Regions from separate parts of the Homo sapiens genome. Here region 1 is linked to region 2. The links are chromatin contacts, found by Hi-C or POLR2A ChIA-PET in ENCODE. All regions are on one chromosome and are shown on one strand. Each heading gives the region's core, a stretch centred on a gene start or an enhancer-like site at or near the end of the contact. The rest is flanking DNA. Distances are from core to core; before and after follow the strand shown. Region 1 overlaps TSPAN33 (tetraspanin 33). Region 2 overlaps TNPO3 (transportin 3).

What was found. A loop is a pair of places that touch in the nucleus more often than their neighbours do. ChIA-PET counts read pairs that join two places held with the same protein, here RNA polymerase II (POLR2A). Pooled maps may share reads with other maps.
Region 1: a loop to region 2 is called in a map with no recorded cell type, with 5 times the contacts of the local background. The contact joins two enhancer-like sites. A Hi-C loop is called at or near these places in 3 of 37 single-sample maps with no recorded cell type and 3 of 50 pooled maps. POLR2A ChIA-PET finds 5 or more read pairs at or near these places in 2 of 52 experiments (OCI-LY7 and activated CD4-positive, alpha-beta T cell).

The regions. Positions count from the first base shown.
Region 1 is chr7:129,167,664-129,172,592 of GRCh38, reverse strand. It overlaps TSPAN33 (tetraspanin 33), which reads right to left. Exons shown (of 8, transcript NM_178562.5): 8 at 2,894-4,820. The coding sequence ends at 4,719. Among named protein-coding and RNA genes, the nearest start is that of SMO, 19 kb to the left of the region's middle. RefSeq lists enhancers at 1,828-2,697, 2,767-2,816 and a silencer at 3,187-3,406. Within about 2 kb of position 3,277, at least 13 of the 41 ENCODE cell types and tissues checked have a DNase peak (open chromatin) inside an H3K27ac peak, as active enhancers do.
Region 2 is chr7:129,007,444-129,012,926 of GRCh38, reverse strand. The region is part of intron 4 of TNPO3 (transportin 3); the gene reads left to right. Among named protein-coding and RNA genes, the nearest start is that of TNPO3, 45 kb to the left of the region's middle. Within about 2 kb of position 3,391, at least 3 of the 41 ENCODE cell types and tissues checked have a DNase peak (open chromatin) inside an H3K27ac peak, as active enhancers do.

The sequences.
Region 1 (4,929 bases), core at 2,028-4,527, 160 kb before region 2:
GAGGTAGGAATCTGTTACTTATTTTCCACACTGTAATAATTCGCCTAATAGCATTTATTAGTAATTATGATTACAGCTTCCTCTCAACATTGCATTGCTTCTTGTTTATTATATAGTGAGCACCGATGTCCAAAATATTTCTGGAATCCCTTTGCTATTTCCATTCATTTGATTGATTTTCCACATTCCCGATATGGTAATGAGAAGACTCTGGAGGCTTAATTTCCAACTGGAGTTCTAGACCGTGGTTATCCCTTACTTTATTCCCTCCCCTAAGTGCTTTACCTATGATGATTTGAAATATCTAATTGCTCTTATTTTTGGGGGTGGGGTGGGGGTGTTTACAAAACAGAACAGAAGAACTGCTGATGGAAGAAGCTGTGCTGCTTGCTTTGTGTGTGTGTGTGTGTGTGTGTGTGTGTGTGTGTGAGAGAGAGAGAGAGAGAGAGAAAGAGTCTTCTCTGTTGCTCACTGGAGTGCAGTGGGGTGATCACAGGTCTCTGCAGCCTCGACACCCACCTCCCTGCCTCCCACCCCCACCCCTACACACCCCCAGGCTCAAGTGATCCTCCCCACCTTAGCTTCCAAAGTAGCTGGGACTGACCCAGGAGGCTAGATAGCAAGAGACAGTAGAGGCCAACATGTCACCATGCCTGGCTAATTTTTATGTTTTGTACAGACAGGGTCTCCCTCTGTTGCCCAGGCTGGTCTCAAACTCCTGACCTCAGGTGATCCTCCTGCCTTGGCCTCCCAAAGTGCCGGGATTACAGGTATGAGCCACTGCACCTGGCCTGCTCTCCTTTTTGAACCTGGTCTCTGGCCCTGTTAACATATCTGGTCTTCAGGATGAGGATAAGTCAGAAAATAGCCAAGGCTGCGTATTGAACTTCATAATAAATATGTGCCTGGTGCATCATAAGCACTTGATAGACGTTACATAATTATCAGAAAGAAGACCAGAGAACACCTACCTCAAACTCTTGCCAGCATCCAACATCAGCTCATTCCCAAATGCCCCGCACCTGAAGGCATTCATGAGGCTGGAAAGGGGGATGTAATGAGCTAAATCATGCCACCCCAAAAATGTCCATGCCCTAATCCCTAGAACCGATGCATCTCTTTCCTTACATACTAAAAGGGACTTTGTAGACGTGGCGAGATTCATGATCTTCATGGGGGAAGGGCATCCTGGATAATCTAGATGGGCCAATACAATCACAGGGGTCCTGTCAGGGGGCAGTAGGAGAGTCAGAGAAAAAGGAGATGTGATGACAGAAGTTGGAGAAAGGGACCACCCAAAGGTATGCACGCGGCCTCTGGGAGCAGGAAAGATGGATTCTCCCCTGAAGCCCCCAAGAAGGAATACAGCCCTGCTCACACCTTGATCTTAGCTCAGTGAGACCCATTTTGGACTTCTTACTTCCAGAATGTAAGATAAATTTGTGTTGCTTTAAACTACTAAATGTCTGGTAATTTGTAACAGTAGCAATAAAAACCTGATAGGAGGAAATCAGAATTTCACTGAACATTCTGCAAAATTTGCTCTTCTGGGCACAAGTCTTTGTTTAACTGCAGGGCTTAAGGCCCGCAGAACTTAGTGGTGCCTTTCTTGGCATGCCACCCTGGCAGGTTTTCACCATCCTTCAGGCCTTTCTCTCCACCTCTGTGTACCAAGCCTGATTTCTGCTGTCCCCAAGAATCTCCTTTCATTCAACCACCTTTGCGGCCTACATTTGATTAGCTATTCTAAAGTAGTGGTGTCAGAAGCATTTGAACCAGAGCAACTCCATCTTCAATAGGCGCTGGGTAAAATAAGGCTGAGACCTACTGGGCTGCATTCCCAGCAGATTAAGGCATTCTAAGTCACAGGATGAGATAGGAGGTCGGCACAAGATACAGGTCAGAAATACCTTGCTGATAAAACAGATTGCGGTAAAGAAGCCGGCCAAAACCCACCACAACCAAAATGTTGACGAGAGTGACCTCTGGTCGTCCTCACTGCTACGCTCCCATCAGCACCACGACAGTTTACAAATGCCATGGCAACGTCAGGAAGTTACCTTACATGGTCTAAAAAGGTGAGGCATGAATAATCCACCCCTTGTTTAGCATATCATCAAGAAATAACCCTAACAATGGGCAACCAGCAGCCCTTGGGGCTGCTCTGTCTATGGAGTAGCCATTCTTTATTCCTTTACTTTTCTAATAAACTTGCTTTCACTTTATGGACTTGCCCTGAATTCTTTCTTGTGTCAGATCCAAGAACCCTCTCTTGGGAAGGACTCCCGGTAACAGTGTGTGTCTGGTAACAGTGTGTGTTTGGGAGGAGGGTTACTAGAAATAGGTAGAAATTCAAGGAGCAAACATGAAATATAAAACTTCGCGTATTTTCTTCCCCAGCATCAGGCCGAAGAGAAAGAAAGCTACAGACTGAGAATCAGAGACATTGGCAATTTGCAATCTAGCTAGGAACCCTGAACTGCACTATACTGAACATTTGCTCTGTGCGTTATAAAGTCTGGGGCATGGGCAGAAGTTCCCAGCCTTTTAGTCCAGACCCAGGAGGCTAGATACTGAGAGACAGTAGAGGCGATGGTGAAAGTGTAGTTCTTAGTTTTGAAAATCCAGATTTGAATAATCATTCTGAGGATCACGGTTCCTGGTCTTACTTCCTCCAAGGGGCCCCAAACGGAGCCCGCTGCAGGGTGAGCTCCTCAAAGCCGCTGAACCCAGAGGGCGCATCACTCCAACCTCTAACCCAAGACATCGACTTCTGGGTCCGTGTCACTTAAATAAGTTTATAAAGTGCACGTCTCTGGCACTAACCAAGAAAGGCAAGTTAGCAAGAAAGCGCGCTTTTTAACTGTCCTCTCCCAGAATAAAAGGCCCTTACTTTTTATTCTAGATTCTGGATAATTTTATTTTTTCTTTCCGTCTGTTACTAGTTGGGAGCTAAACACTGGCCAGGGTCCCAGCGGCTGCTGGAAAGGCGCCTTCCTAGGAGCAGAAGGCTCGCTTAGGAGACACTGGGGGCAGGGAGCGAACTCGCGGCTCTTTGTCCCCGCAGCAGTTCGGTCGAGGCTATTTCCCGCCAGGCCGAGCCCCTGGTCTGAGCGCCCGATAGCGGGGTGCGGCGAGGAGACTCCGGGAACACTCGCTGGGCAAGCAGCTAGCACAGCCCCCCATCTCCTCCGGGTTGGGGGACGCAGGCGCGGGCCTAGGCCGCCGCGGGGGCGGGGACCACCCACGAAGTCCAGCGCCCCGCCCCGGACGCGCCCGCCCCGCCTGCCTCGCGCGCTCCTCCCGGCGCCAGGAGGCCCAGCGCACCGCGCCGAGCTTCCTCGGAGTCCTCCCTACAGCCGACTCAGGGAGAAGGTCCTGGAGGGCCCGGGTAGGGGAAGAGAGGGCCTTCTTCCTCCTCATTCCCCGTCCCGGCCCCAGCGGAGTGCTCATGTCCCTCCTCCCCATCCCCCTCCTGTTTTGGGTGACAAATTAATTTTAATTAGAAAAACACAGATCAGGTTTTGGAACAAAATTATGCTGTTCCTAGATTGGAACTGGGACTCTTTCGACCTAATTTAGAGCAGAGGGCGAGGCTGTGGGAGGGTGGCAATGCATCGGTTGAAGGAGACGCGCGTGTGGCGGGCAGCAAGGGGGAGGTGTGTGGCGTTTAGGAGAGTCTCCAGTGCCGTCCTCTGCAGGGCCCTTCTACACCTCCCCTTCCAGTTGCCAGAATGGAAAATTCATGGAGTCCCGCGTAGCCCAGGTCAACACGCTTTTATTGCCACTTCTGGCTCCCCTCGTCCCAGCAAGATTCCTACCTCTTACCCTGTAGGAATACTGAGCTCCGATGCAGGGGAATGGGGTGGGGGTGTTACCACTTCTCCTCTGCACACTGCCAAGTTAAAGAAAACCCTGCTTGCTGGAGAGGGAGGGCCAGACAGGGAGGAATTCAAGGGCATGTATGGCTCAGTCCCACTTCTGACTGCAGAGTATAGGGACCAGGGTTCCAAACTTTTTTTCGAAGTAAGGGAGGTGGGGAAGAATTTGGCTGCTGTTGTACCCCGTGTCCTAGCTGCCATGTTTCCATGGAAATGAAGGCGGGGCAGGATGTAGCTCACTCTGACTACCTGGGAGGATGGCAGGACAGGCATTTGGTAAACATATCTCCCTCCACTCCTACCTAGCACATACGGCTGTCCCCAGCCGACCCCCAGGCTCTCTCCTCACTGCCTGCTCCACTCCCTTCCCTTCTGGAGCTGGTATCATGCCAAGTGGAGTCCAGGCAGGGCTGCCAGTGCTACTCTCCACAGCCAGGTCTCACTGGCACGTTAGGATCTAAGTATGTCCGCCAAGCTCAGGAGCATCCCTGCTAGAGCTGGTGGTGGCAGTGCCTCGGTGAAAAGGCAGCAGCAGTACCCCCAACTCTCTGTGCAACTGCTGTTTCCCAAACAAAACTGAAAACATAAACCCAAACACTTAAGGGTATCACTCTGGCACAATGCTGAGGGCTGGGATGGGGGAGAGGAGGCGCATCCTCCTGAGACTGGAGCCACCTGTGCACCCTGCCTTCTGCCCATCTGGAGTTTGCTTCTTCCCACTGGGCTGTCACTGGGGGGCTGGAATCCAAATCTCCATTTGGTGCTGCTTTCAGCACCCACTGCTGTTCGTTTATGAGGCTTGCCAGTTTCCATGGTGAGGAGGTGCAGGATGGATTCTCAGTACCATGGGTCAGCCCGGTGCTGCTGGTTGTAGAGCTGTAGCTTGATCTGATCTTTGATCTGATTCACTAGGATCTGGGACAGCAGAATTCCCACCAGCTGGGAGAGGCAAGAAGGAATTGGGCACTCAGCAGTGAGTGATGGCCTTGTTTTCCCTGGCTCGATCTTCCCAGTGCGGCCAGCACTATCCCTTTCCCTACCCCTCAGC
Region 2 (5,483 bases), core at 2,142-4,641:
GGTTGGCTGCCTCTTTTTGTAAATAAAGCTTTGTTGGAACACAGTTATGCCCATTTGGTTATATTTTGTCCATTATTTTGGTCTACATCAGCATAATTGAGTATTTTTCAGAGACCATATGGCTTGCAAAGTGTAGACGGTTTATCTGGTTCTTTATAGAAAATGTTTACTGGTTCCTAAAGTAGATGCTAATAAATTGATTAGCCCATATCTCATTTTTAAGTCTTTATAGTCCAGCTTAATTTTCTCAATAATGTGGATACAGGTTGAATATCCCTTACTGAAAGGCTTGGGACCAGAAGGGTTTAGGGTAGGGTAAAAAAAGTAGTATTTAGGATTTCTGAGTTTTTAAAATTTTGGAATATTTGCATTATACTTTGTGGTTCAGCATTCCTAATCTGAAATGCTCCAGTGAGCATTCCCTTTGAGCGTTATGTTGGCACTCAAAAAGTTTTGGATTTTGGAGCATTTTGGAGTTTTGGATTAGGGATACTTAACCTGTAGTAAATTATTTTTCAGAGATGTGTTTCAGTATAGCAAGTTCATAGATCTTTTAGTTTGAAAAAAAATTAAAATTCTATTAAAAATTGTGTTCAGTTTTGTATTAGAAATTCATTGGAGGGCTGGGTGCAGTGGCTCACCCCTGTAATCCCAGCACTTTGGGAGGCTGAGGCGGGTGGATTACTTGAGGTCAGGAGTTTGAGACCAGCCTGGCCAACATAGTGAAACCCTGTCTGTACTAAAAATACAAAAATTAGCCAGGTATGGTGGTGCACTCCTGTAGTCCCAGCTAGTCGGGAGGCTGAGGCAGGAGAATCTCTTGAACCTGGGAGGCGGAGGTTGCAGTGAGCCAAGATTGCACCACTGCACTCCAGTCTGGGCAACAGAGGGAGACTCCATCTCAAAAAAAAAAAAAAAAAAAAGAAAGAAAAAGAAAAAAGAAATTCATTGAAAAATAATTCTTTTAAGTTAAATATATGTTTTTCACTTAGCCATTTATTTTAAAGAAATAGTTTTATGGAAAATTAGAAAATATGTACAGCAAATTTCACTCAAACCATCTGGAGATCATACAGTTAACCCTTTAATACATATCCTCTATGAACATATTTATGGATATATATACAGATTTTTTAAGCCCAAATGAAGTTATACTTTACTTATTCTTCTGCATCTTGCTTTTTCAGTCATCTGCTTACCTTTTCAAGTTAGTAAGTTTTCATATCATCTGATAAACCCAGACCATATTCACATTTCACCAGTTGGTCCTAAGATATTCTTTACAGGCTGGGCGTGGTGGCTCATGCCTGTAATCCCAGCACTTTGGGAGGCCAAGGCTGGCAGATCACAAGGTCAGGAGCTCGAGACCATCCTGGCCAACATGGTGAAACCCCGTCTCTACTAAAAACACAAAAATTAGCTGGGCGTGGTGGCATGCAGCTGTAGTCCCAGCTACTCGGGAGGCCAAGGCAGGAGAATTGCTTGAACCCGGGAGGCAGAGGTTGCAGTGGGCCGAGATGGCACCACTGCACTCCAGCCTGAGCGACAGAGTGAGACTCCATCTCAACAAAAAGAAAAAACAAAAAAAGATACTTTTTACAAAGAATATCCAATCTGTAACTATGCCTTGTATCAGGTTCTTAGTCACAGTCCCACATTCTGTTCCTTGTTTAAAATAACATGACTTGTTGAAGAGATTGTACCAGTCATTTTATAGAATTATCTTACCTTTATGATTTTCTGATTGCCTCTCCTTCGTTTCCTTTAGCATGTTTTTCTTTTCTCTGTATTTCCTCTAATTGGAAGTTGTATCTAAAACAGCCCTTCTCAGTAGGGGTTCCTCAAGAGAATTAAGCCTAAAGCTATTCGTTATATGTAATGAATTCTTTCCTCTACATTAATAATGGTTCTAGCTATATACCGCCCTTAGGATAATTAAGAAGATGGGCACTCAGATAATTTTCTGAAGGGCTTAATTCTATACAATTTTTTTTTTTTGTAGATATAGAGCTTCTCTATGGTCTCAAACCTGGTCTCAAGTGATCCTCTCTCCTTGGCCTCCCTTAATGATGAGATTACAAACGTGAACCACCACACCCAACCTATAGGATATAATTCTTTCCTAGAATCCTGATTGAGAAAAACTGAGAGGCTTAGAGGATTAGTTTTTTAAAGTTAAATATTTTGGGCTAGAATATATCATAGGTACTTGATGCTATGTCTTAGTATATATACAGCGTTCAGTTGACCTTCTATTAGTGATGCTAGGGTTGACCACTGGATTAAGATGAAAGTCTGTTCCTTCCATTTTTAAAGTTCACTTTCCTCCTTTGTAATATAATGTAGTTTGTGTGATGGTAGCTTGTTAGTTTATGAATGTTCAATTCCCTATCAGACTTTAGCCTAATTGTTTTACATTCCAGTAGATAATCCCTACCTTAATCAATAATTTCATTATGGGCCAGGCAATGTGGTTTATGCTTATAATTCCAGCACGTTGGAAGGCTGAGGTGGGACGGTTGCTTGATGTCAGGCATTCAAGACCAGCCTGGGCAACATAGCAAGAGCCTGTCTCAAAAAAAAAATAATACATTAACCAAGCATGTTGGCATGCACCTGTAGTCCCAGCTACTCAAGAGGCTGAGGCAGGAAGGATCACTTGACCCCAGGAGTTCAAGGTGGCAGTGAGCCACGATTGTGCCAGTGCACTCCAGTCTGGGCAACAGAACAAGACTGTCTCTAAAAATAATAATAATTTCATCATGGGTTGCAAAATGATATTTGACTATTTCTGTTATTTCTTGTACATATAAGTTGGCATTCTTATGAGCTCCTACTAGAAAGGTAGGATAAATCTTAATTCTTTTCAAAATGAGGATTTATTTTAAAGCTGCCTTGAATTTTTTTTTTTCTGGCTTTGTCTTTTTGAAGTATGATGGACTCATGTTCATTTAGGTCCAACCAGGTGTCTCCTTTCCAAGTTTCAGAATCCCATTCTTTACCAGTCAGTTTCCTAACTTTCACATGAGAAGTGTGGAGGGACTGTAAATTCACCTGTTGTTTGTAATTCAGCAAGTCACACAACTAAGTTTGGTATACGAGTTTCAGCAGTACTAACTTTGTAGCTACAAAAAGTAAGAGCTGCTTTTAGACTGGGCGTGAAAGCTGTGGTGCTCAGACTGTGGCCTGAGGTGAGAGTTAATGGACTTGAATTTGTCATTTTCTTTTTGTAAGCACTTGTGAATTTAAAATAATCCCATCCACATGTATTTTGTGTCATGGTTACTGCCACAGCAGTCAACTACAGCAGCCACTTGGGCATTCAAGGCACGTGCCTGACTTAGCACATCATGACAATCAATCACAGGTGATATTTTGAGGAACTGTGATGCAGTCTGAAAAATATATTTCCTGTGGTGCTTAAAAATGTCTCTAATTTTGTCATGTAGCTTGTCATGTTATAGAACCCAGGGGATGAAATTAGTCCAAAATGGCCAAGAAAAAAATAGGCATGTGGCTGTAATGCCAGGTTCCAAACCCCTCTTAAGACCTTTTCTCATTTAGTTTCCTGCACACTCTCCTTTAATGATTACATTCTGTCCTATTTCTTGTTAGTATTATACTTTTGTGGTCTGTCCTAATGGACCCATTCCTAAACATGGTGTTGAACTTTTTGAAGTTTTAAACGTGTTTCTGCTTGCTCTCATAGCTAAACTGAACCTGTGCTTCTAACATTTTTGTCTCTTCACTTTCTATTTTGTTAATCTAAGATCTCAATTCTTATTTATCCCTGCTATCTTTTTACTGGTGAGCTCTTCTGGACTCTGTGGCATTTATCTTGAAGCTTTTGAGGACTTTAAGAGGCAGATTTTTAACATAGCATAGCTCTCAAAGAGGAACAGAAGATAACTGTTAGTTCTGATGTTTTAGAATGTATGTTTGATTTAATTTGCAGAATTTCATCTTTTCAAAGAGATTAGTTTTAGAAACAGGTTTTTTTCAGAATTTGGTCTTTCAGTTTGAGTCAATAGTTAGAATGTACAAGCAAATCCTTCCACTTGTACACATCATGTCTTATTAAAATTGAAATATCATTCAGGAAGTCTAAAGGCCAAGTGATTATGTAATGAGTTTATATCAACAGCATCAAAGATTCAATTGAGAGTTTGAGACAGGTTGAGGGGGAGAGAGAATGAGTATCAGCTCTTAAAGAGAAATCTCTCAGTGGCTCCAGTTCATGTTAAGGGAACTTAGTTACTCCGTTCATTTTGCTACTTTCAGCCTTGAACCGTATTAAATTAAGTGCTCCTGTGCATTTATTAGTTTACGTATTACATATTTAAATATATTGCATATATTAGTGTCATAGTCTTTTCTAAAAATTCTGGCCATTTTAGTGCCTGGCATCCCTGAATATTTTCTTTCTGAGTTTCAGGGGAACAAAGAAAGTCTTGAGTAAAAAATATCTAGAAGAACTTAATGGGGCCAGAACCATATTTGTGACATTTTCTTATCTCATCTAGTGTGTTTTCTGGTGACTTTTAAAGTGTTGTTTTATTTTTTAATTTTTTTGTAGAGACAGGGTCTTAACTTTGTTGCTCAGATTAGTCTAGAACTCCTGGGCTCAAGCGATCCTCCCACCTCAGCCTCCCAAAGTGCTGGGATTACAGGTGTGAGCCACTGCACGCAGGCTCTGATGACTTTTTACAAATACTTTCCCCTCTAAAGCAAGGGCTCTTAGTTCTTTCCTTTCCTGCCATTCTTCCTTCTTTTTTTTTTAGACAGAGTCTTGCTCTGTCGCCCAGGCTGGAGTACCATGGCGCAATCTCAGCTCACTGCAACCTCTGCATCCCAGATTCAAGCAGTTCTCCTGCCCCAGCCTCCTGAGTAGCTGGGATTACAGGTGCGTGCCACCACACCTGGCTAATTTTTGTATTTTTAGTAGAGACGGGGTTTCACCATGTTGGTTAGGCTGGTCTCAAACTCCTGACCTTGTGATCCACCCACCTCAGCCTCTCAAAGTGCTGGGATTACAGCCGTGAGCCACCACACCCGGCCCCTGCCATTCTTCCTTCTATAAATACTTGGATATTTACTCTGTGCCTCTTGTGGCTTTAGATAGTGACAGATGTCTCAGAAGTCTATATCCTAGACATAAACTTATGTGTATACTCATAGTTACGTGGTTAATTTCTCTGCAAGTTAGCTGCAACTCCACCTTTTTCCAACAAGCATATATAATGCAATATGCACAATAAATGAAAATGAGCGGAAGTGAGTCTGCATTTAGTTAGCAATCAAGTTCTGATGTTATTCATTACAAATGATGTATACTTCAAGCTGACATGCTTAAAACTAGTAAAATAGTTGGTTCATGTGTGATAGATGATTCTGTTTCCCCATGCTGTTAATATTTCATGGCTTTCTTTGGTAATACACGAATCATTATCCAGGTAAATTAGTATATAGCTAGTTACACTGAT